2 separate regions of the Homo sapiens genome follow, and region 2 is linked to region 1. The links are chromatin loops, found by intact Hi-C in ENCODE. Cell type or tissue: CD4-positive, alpha-beta T cell. All regions are shown on one strand. Each heading gives the region's core, and the rest is flanking DNA. Links, peaks and the distances in the headings are about the cores only.

What was found. Peaks named below come from ENCODE experiments on the same cell type or tissue, not always from the same donor. Only the 100,000 strongest peaks of a DNase experiment are listed, where the experiment ranks them.
Region 2: a loop joins it to region 1, with 6 times the contacts of the local background. A loop is called at or near these places in 14 of 110 quality-filtered maps.

Annotation. Positions count from the first base shown.
Region 1 is chrX:15,970,167-15,978,501 of GRCh38, reverse strand. No RefSeq gene overlaps it. Among named protein-coding and RNA genes, the nearest start is that of AP1S2, 120 kb to the right of the region's middle. In CD4-positive, alpha-beta T cell, for the core only: no CTCF peak of the experiment used is centred there; a DNase peak (open chromatin) is centred at 5,001.
Region 2 is chrX:15,756,968-15,765,302 of GRCh38, reverse strand. It overlaps CA5B (carbonic anhydrase 5B), which reads right to left. Exons shown (of 8, transcript NM_007220.4): 3 at 528-725. CA5BP1-CA5B (CA5BP1-CA5B readthrough) reads right to left here. Exons shown (of 12, transcript NR_160544.1): 6 at 528-725. Among named protein-coding and RNA genes, the nearest start is that of CA5B, 23 kb to the right of the region's middle. In CD4-positive, alpha-beta T cell, for the core only: a CTCF peak has its summit at 3,507 (motif pointing left); DNase peaks (open chromatin) are centred at 3,522 and 6,942; H3K27ac peaks cover 2,814 bases.

The sequences.
Region 1 (8,335 bases), core at 58-8,057:
ATCGTATCTCACTGCGGTTTTAATTTGCATTTCCCTAATGACTGATAATGTTGAGCATTAAAATTTTTCTTTATTAAATAATAAATTAACCTTAACTTACTTAAAATTTTTACTTTATAAACTCTTTAATTAAACTAATTTTGACTCTTTTATAATCACACTTAAAACACAAACACCTTGTACAGCTGTACGAAAATGTTTTCTTTATGTTCTTATTCTATAACTTTTTTCTGTTTTTATGTTTTTCTAAAAAAAATTTTGAATGTCTTTTGTTAAAAACTGAGACACAAAAACACACATTAGGCTAGGCCTACACAGAGTCAGGATCATCAAGACGTCACTAGGCATCAGGAAATTTTAGCTCCATTATAATCTTAAGGGACCACCATAATACATGTGGTCTGTTGTTGACTGAAATGTTGTTATGCAGCATATGACTGTGTAACGTAAACATCCTACTTTTCAACTTCCTATTACCCCTTGCTTTGCTTTTTTAAAAATAAATTTCTGCCCCAGTTCTGATTTCCAGACCAAATACTCCTTAGTAATCTGCACTTCAAGTGTAACATAAGTCGCAAAAAGATCAGCAGATATTATAGTTCTGCTCCTGCCTGAAGCTAAAAGATAGGGAAGAAGCTCTCTAGCACTTGCTAAGCTAGACTATTTGCCATGTCATTTCCTGGCACATAATTATACTGCTTGCTCACGACTATTCTACTTTCTGTCCTTCCGTAAATTGTAAATGACAGTTTGGAAGCTGTTGGCTGAAAATTCTGAAAAAGAAACCTTTACAAAGAGAGGCAAGGATAAAATCATGGTCAATTTAAAGTGGTTGCTGATAAGCTGGCCCTGAGAAGCATCCTCAAGTTAGCATGCTGTGAAAGAAATGGAATTTCCTGTCTCTTCCTCTTCCCCACCTGCACTCCTACCACCTAGAGTCTCAAAGCATGTGATCCACTCAAAAATCCAAATTTCACTGGAATGAATTGGAAAGCCCAGTGTTTAGAAGCCTTTCCCTGTCTGCTAGAGTAACATACAGCAGACTTTTACACTTAGGGCAGACAGAAAAGCTTCTACCATGTCCAGATGTTGCCCTATACTCACAGCCTTCACCCCTCCCCACAAATGGCATGCATCAAAAGACCATCAAAAAGAGCCATTCTGTGAAAAAGAAAATCTGCCATTTTCAGGGTCTAATATCTGGTCTGCTTTGGTTTCCTTCCCGGGAACTGGTGAAAAAAAAAATCCCTTCTGCCCTAGTAGCTACATGATTTAAGACATATTTTGTTAACCTCCTAGGGGAGATGGATCCACCTAATTCACCAATCGCTCATCCACTCTCCATTGTGTCCAGGATCTCAGCAAGTGGGATGAGATAGCTAGCCTGAGTTAAATAACTAAGTCTGGCCAGCTTTCATGGAAATACAGAATGTGGAGACCAGAACAAAGTTCATAGTCCTTATGGGAATGACATCCAAGACCTTGACCTTTTACCACTACCCAGCCCACTGAGCTAATAATCCATAGATACCCAGCATAGACTTTCATAATTGTCTATATTTCTTCAAACACATGCAGACCTCAGCACCTTCAGGAATTTCTGGTTTTAAACCTCCAACATCTAATTTTTATTTCCCAAAAGGTTTTCATTCTTTGCCCTTCCCCATAAGAAGCCTGAGAATAAGGACCAGGGCACAGAACCATCTCTCACTGATCCTCCTTCTTGATCTAACTTACCTTTTCAACTACAGTCAAAGATCTAAGATTCCCTGTAAACCAACCACAGCTGCAGACTTCTGAGGATATTCTCTATGTATGGTACTGTGCTAAGAGTACAATTGTAAGAAGTCAAGCATTAAATGGGAGGCGAAAAGCTTCAGTGCAGAGTGACTGTAAAGGAGGAAGTTATCCTCAAATGCTGGGCAAGGCAGAGAAGGCCTCACAGAGGACATGACCTTTGCTGTCTGTTCTCCTTCCCCCAAAACTGCTTTTAACTTCTTGGACAGGCCATTCTCTTCCCACCCCAAGTACCTTGCAGATACTATTGCCTCTCCCTAGACCCTGATCCCTTCCCACAGTTCATCTCTACACAACTTTCAGACAGGGGCTCTTTTGTTTCTATCTCAAGAAAACATTTTCTGAGCAAGATGTTAATGTTACTGTAGTTCAGAAAATCTAAGATGACATTAACTGTAAGATCCACAAAAAATTCATATACCACTAAGAAAAGCATACCAAAAATTAATTTCTGACCTACTATCAATCATAATGCACATCCAATTTCACAGATGTCAAATGTACAGCAAGGGGGATATATACCTTAGAACGAATGAAATCTGCAGTTTGGTACAAGTTAGCGATTTTTCAGAAAGACTTAATACTTGAGCTGAATTAGGACAAATACCTAATGCATGCGGGGCTTAAAACCTAGATGACGGGTTGATAGGTGCAGCAAACCACCATGGCACATGTATACTTATGTAACAAACCTGCATGTTCTGCACATGTATCCCAGAACTTAAAGTAAAATTAAAAAAAAAAAAAAAGAAAGAAAGAAAGAAACTAAAAAAAAAAAAAAAAAAAAGAGAAAGAAAGGAAGTATACCAAAACATCAAATGTGAGATTATCCCTGGGTGGAAGGATAGCAGTTGATGTTTTAAATCTTATTTTAATTATTTTCTTGGGATTTCCAGAACTTTCTACAATCAATATATTATCTCTTTTACAAAACAAACAAACAAAAACCACCTGAGCTGAAAGGTGATGTCACCTCCCATGATGTTGTCTTTCAGTGTGAGACAGAGAATTTTGCTCATGAGAATTCCTAGGGAAGTCGCAAGTGATGGGAAGACCCAGAAGGCCTGCTTTTTGTTAGAGAATTTGGAAGTTTGCCTAACATTTGGTGGAGAGAGACAGGGGTCGGGGGTGGAGAAATCAGCTAAGAGCTTCTGAGGCAATGGAGAGTTGTGCAGGATGCATGTAAAACCCTCCTCTATGTGAGCCCCAAAGCTGTATAAAATCTCCAACCCAACCAGCCTGCATGGATGATTTTTTGAAAAATGGTGGAGGAGCCTTGAACTCTGGTAAGCTCAGAGCAGAATCAAGGTGATCAACATGAATTCAGTTATAGAGATGGAAAAGATCCTGTGGAAGTCCGGCCTGGAATTGAGAATACAGTGGGAAGAGCCCTGCATTTGCTCAAGCTGTGCCATTGGGGGCTCTCAGCCACAGTAATCTCCCGGAGAGGGAGGTGGACTCCAGGTGAACTGACACACATAGCTTCATCTTCTACCTGCCTGGGGAGCAGGGGAACTGCCACCAACAGAATGCGCATTAGAAATGATCAGGAGGTCAAGACTCTAGAACCCAGAGAAGTTAAAGAAATTTGACCCATCGAATGCCATGTAGGGTTACATAGCTGGTGGGCGCTAATGTTTGCTAGAAATGTTTATGCTTTGCTTTGCAATATAACAAAATGTGTTTACGAGACCCAGACAGCTTTGGAAGGATTGATCAAGCTGTCCTGTGCAGGTCACTTGGGCTGAGATGGCAGAATAAACTTGTTTTCCAGCCAGTCTCAAATCAGTCTCCTAATGACTTTAAGTAGAAATGAAGGCACAGAGTGTCTTTGCAATAGGACCCAGGAGACTAACCCCAGTCAGAAGGGAAACAAAGAACACCCCAAGAAGTAGAAGACATAGGCCCTGTGGGCTGTTTATACTTTCCCTAAATGTGGGTAGCAAAGGCTCAGTGGCATGGGCTGGCAGTCCTGCAGAGACAAAGTCCTCTAGCACTGCAGGCTCTGGATTGACATTGGGGTTTCAATGCAGCATGACAAACTAAGGGTAAGCAGTAAAGCACTTGTGCAAAGCAGGCTAGGTGGGGGCTGTGGGAGCTCCACTGAAAGGGGAGCCAGGATCAGCAATTGCTGATTATTGCCGCATGAAGAAGTAAGCATGCGCCTCTAGATCTTCCAGTGAAGGAGATAAATGGAATCCTGGTGTTCGTGGTAATTTTCTGGATCTGTAAATGTTGGTAACTAACATAATTTTTAATTCTCTGAGAACAGTCTGAAGAATTGATTTATCCATCAGGCTTCCCCTTTACTACCTCCAGGTGAGGGCTTTCAGGGAGGTCTAGCCTTCCACCTCACCCTCCTAACCTCACAGGAATCCTCTATAATTGCTGAAGGAGCTGCTCTAAATTAATGGCCACAGAAGAGAAGTGCCTGCTGAATGCACTGAGTGCTGCTTGAGGCAGGGAAGGAGGAACCAGCAGAGGATGTTCTAGTAAATTGGTCACCACGTGGTAGCAAGTGCAATGGATTGCTCCATCTCAAGGGCTCTCTTCCACCAGCCCAAAACAGCCAATTCCACCCAATTCCCATGAGGAAGGGAAGCTATCCAAGCACAGCTAGGCAGGCACGGTTCCAGCAGCCGGAAGAGCCTGTGTAAGGATTTTGAGGCAGCCAAGTATTTGGTCTTCTTGGGAAACCAAAGGAATACCCATGTGGCTGGATCAGGGTAAACTAGCAGGGTGAAGAGAAGGCAGGTGACAGTAGTGTGAGATAAGGCTAGAGCAGTGGGTTGGATCCCAGGGCCTGGGAGTCTGCAGCTGGGGTTGGTTTACAGGGAATCTTAGATCTTTGGCTGTAGTTGAAAAGGTAAATTAGATCAAGAAGGAGGATCAGTGAGCCGTATCCCAGGGCCTGGGGGTGCCATGTTAAGGATTTGGGCTTTATCCAAGAGCTATGGGGAATTACTGGGTGGATGCAAACAGGGGAACAGACTGACTTTATTTGTGTTTAAGAAAGATCATCATTTTAGAGCAGAGTTTCTCAACGTGGGCACTATTGATATTTGGGGCCAGATAATTGTTTGTTGTGGGAGGCTGTCCTGTACATTGTAGGAGGCTTAGCAGCATCCCTGGCCTCTACCCACTAGATGCCAGTAGTAACGCCTTCCCCAGTTGTGACAAGCAAAAATGTCTCCAGGCATGTCCAAGTGTCCCCTAGGGGACAGTATTGCCCCAGTTGAGATCCACTGCTTTACAGGATGGGTCCTAAGGACATCAGTGGTTGTAGGGAGACCAGTTAGGAGGTGATTACAGAAGCCCAAGGAAGAGATCATTGTGACTTGGACAAGTGTGTGGTTTTGAGAAAGAATAATGCTAACTTTCCTCACAACAACCTATTTGGTAGGTACTATCGACTACATTTTACAGATGAGGAAACTGAGGAACAGAGTTCAAGAAACTTTCCCATGATAAGAGAGCCAGGATTCAAGCAGACAGTTGGGATAGAATTGGGATATATTTTAGAACCAGAATCAATAGGACTTAGTGATGGTATAATGTGAGAGAAGGAAAGGGGAAATGACAAGGTTACTCCAGTTTGGGGCTTAAGTTGTGGTGGGTGAAGGTGAGATTTACTGAGTACAGCATACTATAAGAGGAACAGATTACTGGGGGACAGGAGAGGGAGTCAAAAATTCCATTCCAGGCAATGTTATATGGGGGACCAGAACACCAAATATGAAGGATTGTTGAGCTGAAGATAATTAAGAAGAAGCAGATGCAGGAAAGCTCTCTGCCCTCCCTCTACTTGCCTAAAAGCAGGATATAGATTTACGAAGACAAAAGGTATCCTGCCTCCACCCCTTCTACCAAGAAAAACAAAGATTAATCACTGAAGAAAATGGCAGATCCATACTGGCCAAGAGATGGTACCAGAGCTTTACTTACTAGCCTTTAACTGCAGTTTGCCTTTCCACAAGTTGCCACACCCATAGAGATTCAAGATCCTTTTCCTTTGACTTTTAATTTCTCTAAAAGTTTACTATTCTTTACTGAAGATGCTATTTAAGCTGGAATTCAAAGCCACCTCTTTGAGAACTCCTCACTTTCTGGGTGTCTCCTATGTACATGGAAAATATACATGTTTTAAAAGTTCTGTTTTTCTCTTGTTAATCTGTCTTTTGTCAAAGGGGTCGAATCCAACTAAGAACCTATAAGGGTTATTCTTCCTTTACCGTTCCAGCGATGAAGGTGAGACTTTTCTGGGACATCCCACTCGTTCCAGGGCCTGTAGATAGGATCCTCAGAAAACTGGCTGAAGCTAGCAAAAGGGTAAGAAATTGTTACCAAAGTCAGCTCTCCTAGATCTCTCTCTGTCTATAGTGCTCAGTTGAGAGAAGGAGGCAAAAATTTCTCCTGGCCCTTTCTTTTCAAATTCAGATTGGCAGGAGAAAAACTTTTATGAGAATTAGCTTGAATTGTGACTTTTGGTCTTGAGGCATACGTTTGTTATTGATCTCTTCCCTCCCATGGACAGCTATTATTTTCCCTTTTGTCTCATTTTATTTCCTGAGAACTTGGCTTGGCTTTTTGCCTGTTGAGGGCACATGGGTTATCAGTCCTGCATATGCAGGCAGCCCACCGAAAGGCTGGATATAAATGTGGGTTGTACCCCATTTGCAGCTAGTATACTGACTGTTGCCAGCTCTCAAAGAGTCTAAGTCTTTCTTTCTTCCGACTGTCTTTGGGAGTGGCTCTGGATCTTGAGAGGGCTGCGTCTTTTCACCTGTTTGGAGATGCCTTTTATGCCTGTGGTTAAGCCATAAAAAGCTTATTGGTTTTAGTCTAGAGTCACTTGGTAGATATGCCTTTGGTTTAGAAAGTTTCACTTAAAAGTTTGGTTTCTGATCATCAGAGCTTGAAAGGAGCAATTTTCTTTTTCTTTTCTTTTCTTTTTTTTTTTTTTTGAGACAGAGTCTCGCTCTGTAGCCCAGGCTGGAGTGCAATGGCCTGACTGACCTCAAGTGATTCTCCTGCTTCAGCCTCCCGAGCAGCTGAGGTTACAGGCGCCCGCCACCACGCCTGGCTAATTTTTGTGTTTTTAGTAGAGATGGGATTTTGCTATTTGGCCAGGCTGGTCTCGATCTCTTGACCTTGTGATCCACCCGCCTCGGCCTCCCAAAGTGCTGGGATTACAGGTGTGAGCCACCACACCCAGCAGAAGCAATTTTCTTTAAGAGGCCACTCTGTTCTCTCCATCTGATACTGCTTCTCCTGTAAGAACTTCTTTGTGAACTGAAACCCCTCTTCTTCAATCCCTGCTGACTATGTTATCTGACCCCTCTGTCTGCTTCTTTTCTTGTGGGCACAATTTTTCTTAAGAACAATATGGAACTTCATTGGCTCCTTTAGAAAACTTAAGATCTCCCCAGATTGGTTCCTCTAAGCCTCAGTCACTTGGACTTTAGGATCCAGCTCTCCAAGGACTTTGGGGCCGCAAAAAGCAACTACTTGAAGCTGAAAAGGAAAAAGATTAATTAGAAATAAACTGGTACCTAAAATTTAGTCCACAGCCTCCATGGGATTGACCTCTGATGTTAAGCAATTTGCCCCAAGACTCCTTCTTGGAGGAAAGCTTGTATTCTTTGTGTGTGCCTTTGAAACTGAATTTTCTACCTCATCTTAACTGAGAGCCATCCCTTTTAAAGTGCTAACTTCAGTGAGATGACTCATCAGAAGGAAAAAAGCTTTCTGGAAATTGGGCAAATGAAAAACCTCAAAGGTGTTTTCCACAAATATTAGAAAAAGCTTTGGCTATCTGAGCAGGTAACCTTAATTTGTCCCATTTGCCAAAAACATAATTTGGTTCCAGCTTTTCTTTTATAAGCTAGTGACTTTTGTATTACTGTACCTGGCACATAGTTAAAGTTTTAGCATGAAAACTATAAGGTCTTTGTGCCTATCTGGATGTGTAGGTATGTTTACATATGTGTATATGTTTCTGTGTTATGTATGCATATTTTCTACCTGCAGATGGTATTGCCAAAATTAATTTGTAAAAGAGCCCTATTTAGTTGGCTTAAAGAAAAATAAGTGTAAATTACATATTCTTAAAACTTCTAGAAATATAGGAACTAACCCAAAAACTTTTCAAGTTCACATGACATGGGTAAATCTTTAGTAAATAAGACTAGTTCAACATTGTTGGTTTAATAAAAACAGCTGTGTCTTACAAGTTATCCGCTTTAAAAATAATATGAAAATTAACATTTTTATTCTTGTTCTACCTGGATTCACTACTCAAATAAGTTTATGTTATCTTTACTAGAGGTTTAAGATTATGAAACTATGAGATCAACCTAAGAACAAATGTGCAAGTGGATGTGTAGTGCTCATTACTCCATGTATATCAAGCACAGCAGAAAAAAAACATGTATTTAACTTTCAGGTTCTTGCTTTGGTGATGACTGCCTAACATGCACATGCTGTAAAAAAGTTAAGAGGGAAATAACTTGAGATGATGGCTAGCTTTGTGTAATGT
Region 2 (8,335 bases), core at 25-8,024, 210 kb after region 1:
TAACACTGTTTATTTAACAAAATTACCAGATCATAAGTTTCCATTTCTCTAATACATGACTAGTCTTTGCAACCTAATGCACACATGAATATCCTTTTGGCCCCATTTCAAGTGTATTGTAATCTGCTAAGTTAACTCTGATTAAACAATGTTACTATTTAATGTAAAAGTTCTCATAAAGTCAACAAGCAAAGGAAAAAAATTAGTACATATTCAATATACACATACAAAATAAATTTCTGGTAAAACTTCCATTGCACACCTATGCTCTATACCAATTATAAATCTATACATAGAGAGATAGAGATATATTTATTAATTAAAAATACTACCTATACTAGTTGAAGAAAATATGCATAAAAACTAGAAGGAATTTTTTTTCACACATTCAAAAAGTTAAGATCAATGAGTTCCATGCCATTGCTCACAAAGAGGTCAATACTATCATGGAGAGAGTTTGATGTGTCCTCTGTTAACATGACACTGTTTCTTTAACTCCTTACAAGACCACCAGATCTTGCCCTCACCTGATTTATCTGTAGAATCTTCAAATTCCACGAGGAAAGAGTACCCATTATTCCAGACGTGGAGGCAGGTGGCTGGGTCATAAGAGATGGTCAGTGGTTTTAAGCCGGGATCATAAACACTGTCCCTCCACCGAATGTTGATGGGTGACTGGCGATCGCCCCCAGGAACCAGGTCCACGCTCTCCCAGAGTGGATGCACTAGGAGAAAGCAGGTCAGCCTATTATCAAGACTGTTGGACCGAGTGCAGTGGCTCACTCCTATAATCCCAGCACTTGGGGAGGCCAAGGCGGGTGGATCACTTGAGGCCAGAAGTTTGAGACCAGCCTAGGAAACACGGCGAAACCCTGTCTCTACAAAATATGCAAAAAATTATCCAGGCGTGGTGGTACACACCTGTAGTCCTAGCTACCGGGGAAGCTAAAGTGGGAGGATTGAGCCCGGGAGGTCGAGGCTGTTGTGAGCCATGATAGCACCACTGCACTCCAGCCTGGGCAACAGACCCAAACCATGTCTCAAAAGAAAAAAAAAAAAGCCTGTCTACTGTACTTCTAGAGAACCTGTCAGGGCTAATGGAAACTAAAAGCCTTAGGAATTAGCCACTATGATGGTTACTTTTAGCTGCTGACTTGACTGGATTAAAGGATACCTAGAAACCTGGTAAAGCATTATTTTGGGGTGTTTCTCTGGGGGTGTTTACAGAGGAGACTAGCATGTAATTCTGAGTGGACTAGGTGGGAAAGATCTGCCCTTAATGTGGGCAGGTATCATCTAAACTGCTGGGGGGCCAGAGAGAACAAAAACATGGAAAAACTGAATGTGTCCATCTATCTGCTGAATCTTGGATACACTCTTCTGCTCCTGTCCTTGGGTAACAGCTACAGGCTTCCCAGCCTTTGGACGCCAGAACTTACACCAGCACCTCTCTGGGTTCTCAGGCATTTGGCCTCAGACTGAGAGTTATACCATCAGTTTCCCTGGTTCTAAGGCCTGTGTCTTGGACTGTCCCATACTACCAGTATCTCAGGGTCTCTGGCTTGCAGATGGCCTGTCATGGGACTTCCCAGCCTCTATAATCATGTGAGCAATTTCCACTAATAAATTCCCTCTCATCCATCTCTCTATATACCTTATTGGTTCTGCTTCTGGAGAACCCTGACCAATACAGCCACTTAGGGGTTTAATGGATACACAAAAGTAGAGGATAAAGATAGGTCAGAGAGCACCTGGCAGAGGAATAGCATTTTGGCATCTTGCAAAACCAACACATCTCAGTCTGCTTACTAAGCTCACCTAAACCAAGTGCAATCAGTGCTGTGATCACAATATAATGCATGGAGTTTGGTGCCATGTGGAAATAGGGTATTCATAAATGAGTTTCTTTTCTTCATCGAGAATTTCCCAACCCCCAACTCCCCAAAGTGGCTTTAAATACAAAGACAAATTAATTCAATTTTCAATAACAGATTTATTTTCAAAAAAGGAAATGGGAGAACTTTGGGAAAGGAAACATTGAATCAGTATTGTCAGCGTTTAATTGGTTGGCTGGTAGAAAAAAAGGCTTGCGTAGCCTGCATCCTGTAAGATGCTCGCCCCACATAACTGTGCGTGCTGAGTTGAGTTCACCTCCTATGTAAGCAAACTCTGAGGACCAGGCAGCCATCCTGCAAAACCTGGGTAGAACATCGGCATTGCTAAGGTCCCTGGAGGTTGCAGTGTGTCACAGGGATGTGGAGATTATCTATTAAGGTGTACACATATAATTTATCCTCCACAGGCACTGAAGACATTGCTGATGCTGATTTTCTTCCAGAGTCAAGCACCAGGTCTCTGTAGCAAGTCCCTGATAAGTATCAGCAGACTTGCTGATAACACAGATCAGCCTGTTGAGACCCCCAAGTGTGATGAGCAGAACCAATGTACATCAGTTTGGGGTGGTCCATTTCCCTGTCCTTTAGAAGTACCATGGATGGGTAGAATCAAGAACAACAGGAAAACTAGGAGAAACATGAAGGAAATAATTACCAACGACCCTCTGCATCTCGCCCCACCACTAAGAATAAGGATGACACTGGCTGGGCATGGTGGCTCATGCCTGTAATCCCAGCACTTTGGCGGATCACGAGGTCAGGAGATCGAGACACAGTGAAACCCTGTCTCTATTAAAAATTAGCCGGGTGTGGTGGCACACGCCTGTAGTCCCAGCTACTTGGGAGGCTGAGGCAGGAAAATCGCTTGAACCCGGGAGATGGCGATTGTAGTGAGCCGAGATTGCGCCACTGCACTCCAGCCTGGGTGACAGAGTAAGACTCTGTCTCAAAAAAAAAAAGAATAAGGATGAGACTAAGGTAGTTGTTTTGTTACTCTGTCAAATCCCTCACGTATGGCAGCATCATCTCCTATTTCCATGAAAAGCAGAAACCTGCCTCTGGTTTACTCTGACAGAGCAGATAATCCTCTTCCTTCGGTAATTGCTGAAAGCCGGAAGTCAATACCTTTTTTTTTTTTTAGATGGAGTCTTGCTCTGTCTCCCAGGCTGGAGTGCAGTGGCATGATCTTGGCTCACTGCAACCTCCGCCTCCTGGGTTCAAGCAATTCTCCTGCCTCAGCCTCCTGAGTAACTGGGATTACAGGCGCATGCCACCACACCCGGCTAACTTTTGTGTATTTTTAGTAGAGATGGGGTTTCGCTGTGTTGGCCCGGATGGGCTTGAACTCCTGGCCTCAAGTTATCCACCCACCTCAGCCTCCCAAAGTGCTGGGATTACAGGCGCAAACCACTGCGCCTGACCGTAAGTCAGTATCTTAACCTCAGTGTTTTGTTTTGTTTTGTTTTATTTATAAAAATGCTCCAGCAATACAGACAAAGAGCTCTCCTGAGAGTGCCTAAATCAGTGGTTTTCAACAGAGAAAGCAATTCAGTCCCCCAAAAACATTTGGCAATGTCTGGAGACATTTTCAGATGGCAAAACTGGGAGAGGGTGCTAGTGACATCTAGTGGTTAGAGGCCAGGGATGCTGCTAAAGATCCTATAATGCCCTGGATGGGCTCCCCCCGACAAGACAAAGAAGCATCCTGACCCAAAAGCCAATAGTGCCAAAGTTGATAAACCCTGGTCTAAAGATAAAAGGTGCATGCAAACTCATAATACTCTTTTCTTTCTATTTCTTCATATAATGCAGTACTGTCATCTCTGGAGAGGTCTGAACCCAATGTTCTGGGTTTTTTTCTTTCCTCAGTATAAAACAACTTGTGAAGAACAAGAACTTTAAAGAACAAGAAGTTTCTGTTTCAGAAAACTAAAATGGAAAATGCACATGAACTGGCACATCTGAAATGGAATCTGGGCCATACTGTCATAATCTAATTAGAATGCAAATTCCTTGTGGGCAGGAGCCACATCTTCCTCCTTTTTTGTTGCCCTGTGGTATCTTATTAAACATATGCCCTTCTGGAAAACATCCTATTAGGTACTATGTTCACTATCTGGATGACAGGATCAATAGAAGCCCAAACCTCATCACCATGCAATATACCCATGTAACAAATCTGCATATGTAAACCCTGAATGTAAAATAAAAATAGAAATTTTAAAAAAGAAAGAAATTAACAATTTGAAAAAGCAATCATGGCAACTACGCAGCAGCCAACATCATAAAATATACAACCTCAGGGTCTAAAAATGTTTAGTAATTTTATCCAATAACATATAATATACCGTATTTTTCATCTTAGAGGGAAAGATGATCTTAAATTTCTGTTACATTTGGTTCTGTTATATCCACCCAAACACTTGGATTCATATTCATCATGAATAAACATCTCTTTTAAAGGCAAAAATAAAAAATAAAATAAACATATGCCCTGTAACATATCCAACTGCCATTGTTGGGGGGGAAAAGCTCAAATTCAAATGACTTGAAAGGATTCAAATGATCTGAAAAATGATTCAAATTGTGTTAATTTTTTAACTTCTAGAAAGCCCTTGAAAGGCCCTGATTCTGTTTGTAAAGATTCCTGACACAAAGAGACTATGCACCTTCCCCTCTGAGACACTCAGACTGTGGCTGATAATTTGAGAGTACACACTCTTCAAAGCCATTCAATGAGGGTCTCCTGTGACAACTAGGGAAGAACTGGAGTGATTAGGTCCCTAAGACGACGCCTTGGTCATCCTTAATTTTTCCCCATCTCATGCATGAAATGGGAAGTATCAACACTCACACTCATGCAAATACCAGCCCAAGAAAACTGAGCCTGTTCCTTCAATTGCTCTTTAATGACCATAATGACAAGATCAGTTTATGCCCTTGAGTTTACAAGTTCAGCTTCCAGAAGGTTTCTTTCCTCCTACCCACCTCCCTCCTCCTTTACTAAACTAGACCATCTAGGTTAGACCATCCAACTCACTGTGTGGGGAGGGGGTCCTTGGTCACTGCCCCCTTACTGAAGCCAATTTTTTGCCAAGGGTTTGTTTTGCTAAAGATAAACTGACACTTTTGTTCTCTCCTACTCCCTTCCTTTTCCTCTATTTAAGCAAAAATCAGATCGAAACAATTTCCTGGTTGTTGCTCATATTTTACCTCAAAAATAAGATGATTAAGTGGTCTAACAGAAGCTTCATTTTCAGGTTCTTCTTGTATAGGGAAAATGAAATAAACAGATAATGATTTTATCAACTGTGGTTTATGCTAACAAAGGCATACTGTCATTAAGAAAGTGTTGGCCGGGTGCGGTGGCTCATGCCTGTAATCTCAGCACTTTGGGAGGCCGAGGCAGGCAGATCACCTGAGGTCAGGAGTTCAAGACCAGCCTGGCCAACATGGTGAAACCCCATCTCTACTAAAGATACAAAAAATTAGCTGGGCGTGGTGGTGCGCACCTATAATCCCAGCTACTCGGGAGGCTGAGGCAGGAGAATTGCTTGAAACCAGGAGGTGGAGGCTGCAGTGAGCTGAGATAGATTGTGTCATTGCACTCCAGCCAGGGCGACAGGTCAAGACTCCGACTCAAAAAAAAAAAAAAAAAAAAAAAAAAAAAAAAGGTGTCAGTAATTTCTAGCTGATGGGCAACAAAAGCCCTGCAAAGGATTCCATGTTGAGGAAGTGCTTGATTTTAGTTGTTTATATGAGTAGTCCTAGGTTTGGTTTATTTTGTGCTTTAGCACTGTCTTAGTCCATTCAGCCTGCTATGACAGAATGTCATAGACTAGGTGGCTTATAAATAAGAGAAATTTATTTCTCACAGTTCTGGAGTCTGGGAAGTCCAAGATCGAGGCACCAGCAGACTGGGTGTCCGGCAAGGTCCTGTCTTCTGGTTCATAGACAGCCTCCTTGCTGTCTTCACATGGTACAAGGTACGAGGGAGCTCTCTGGGGTCTCTTTTATATTGGGAACTAATCCTATTCATGAGAACTCTGCCCTCACGATCTAATCACCTCCCCAAAGCCCCACCTCTTAATACCATCACCTTGGTGGTTAGGATTTCAACACACAAATGTTAGGGGGTCATGAACATTCAGTTTGCTGCAACCACCTATTTCCCCAGCTTTGGCACTGTCCTTCTTTCAGCCCTTGAAACACGGAAAGCTCATTCCTGCCTTAGTCCCTTTCTTCGTGCTCCTCCTCCACAGAAATCAACTACCCCTCATTTGGCTCAGGGCTGGCTCCCATTATCTTTAGGTCTTGGGCTTAATTGTTACCTCCTTGACAAAGTGACCTCTGGCTACTCTCTTATAATATGATCACTTCATATTATAATTTTTAAATCATAGCACTCCGATTTTTCTTTCATGACATTTATTACATAGGTGCAGTTATAATTATATGCGTATGTGTCTAATTATCTGCCTTCCTCACTGCTCTGTAAGCCAGCTGGCTTTCGGTTAATACTTGTGGATGGAATAAGATGAGGAGCATCACTGGGAAGATTTGTGCTATGGTGTGAATGTATACGTCTCCTCAAAATTTAGCCAGGCAGCAGTGGCTTGCACCTGTAATCCCAACACTTTGGCAGGCCAAGGTGGGCAGATCAATTGAGGTCAGTAGTTTGAGACCAGCCTGGCCAACATGGGGAGACACCATTTCTTGTAAAAATACAAAACATTAGCTGGGTGTGGTGGCTCATACCTGTAGTCCCAGCTACTTGAGAGGCTGAGGCAGGAGAATCTCTTGAACCCGGGAGGCGGAGGTTGCAGTGAGCTGAAATTGTGCCACTGCACTCCAGTCTGGGCAAGAGAGCAAGACCCTGTCTCAAAAAATAAAAAAATAAAAATAAAAAAATAAAACCCAAAAATGTACACGCTGAAATCCTTTTCCCCAAGGTGATGGTATTAAGAGCTGAGGCCACTGGGAGGTGACATAGTCACGAAGGCAGAGCTCTCATGAACGGGATTAATACCCTTATAAAAGAGGCTTGAGAAAGCTTCTGAGCTCCTTCCACCACGTGAGGATGCAGCAAGAAGGCAAATTCTTTGAAGCAAAGAGAACCCTCATCAGACACTGAATCTACTGGCACCTTGGTTTTTTGGACTTCCTGGCCTCCAGAACTGTGAGCAACAAATTTCTGTTGTGTATAAATTATCTAGTCTGAGGTACTTTGTTATAGCAGCCCAAACAGAATAAGACAGTTTGCTTCTCCTTTTTGCTTTATTTCATTATTTTTCTTTAAGAATCATTCAGGTTTATCTCTTCTTCACCTTTCCCAGAACAGCGGCCTAGTTCAGAACCCTAACCCCCAGACTTCATACAAAGCCTCTTGGTTGCTTTTCCTCTTTTCTAACTCTCCTCTACTCCTGAGTTCTGCCACTCAGCAATTTTCCTAAATAACCACCTTTGTCACATTGCTCCTACGCTAAAAACAGTATATCAAGTTGTAACTTCTATGTTCAATGCCCAGGTTTTCCTATTAGAACCCATCTCACTTATCTAATCTCATTTTCCTCATTCTTCCCAAACTCTGGTGTTCCTATGTACTTTTCTTGTCATGCTGTTCCCCTTAGCATGCTACTCTTCTTACAACTGCCTGCCTACACAAGTTTATGTCTACTTTGGGGTTTTTTTTTTTTTTTTGAGATGGAGTCTCGCTCTGTCACCCAGGCTAGAGTGCAGTGGCACGATCTTGGCTCACTGCAACCTCCACCTCCTGCGTTCAAGCAATTTTCCTGCGTCAGCCTCCCGAGTAGCTGGGATTATAGGTGCCTGTCACCATGCCCGGCTAATTTTTGTGGGTTTTTGTTGTTGTTGTTGTTGCTTGTTTGTTTTTGAGACAGAGTCTCGCTCTGTCGCTAGGCTGGAGTGCAGTGGCGTGATCTCAGCTCACTGCAACCTCTGACTCCCAGGTTCAAGCGATTCTCCTGCCTCAGCCTCCCACGTAGCTGGGACTACAGGCACCCACCATAATGCCCAGCTAATTTTTCTATTTTTTAGTAGAGACGGGATTTCACCATGTCTTCAGTAGCCAGGATGGTCTCGATCTCTTGACCTTGTGATCTGCCCGCCTTGGCCTCCCAAAGTGCTGGGATTACAGGCGTGAGCCACCGCACCTGGCCTAATTTTTGGTATTTTTAGTAGAGATGGGGTTTCACCATCTTGGCCAGGCTGGTCTTGAACTCCTGACCTCGTGATCCACCCGCCTTGGCCTCCCAAAGTGCTGGGATTACAGGTGTGAGCCACTGCACCCGGCCATCTACTTTGGTTTTTAAAAACTTTTTTTTTTTTTTTTTGAGACGGAGTCTCACTCTGTTGCCCAGGCTGGAGAGCAGTGGCGCGATCTCGGCTCACTGCAAGCTCTGCCTCCCCGGTTCCTGCCA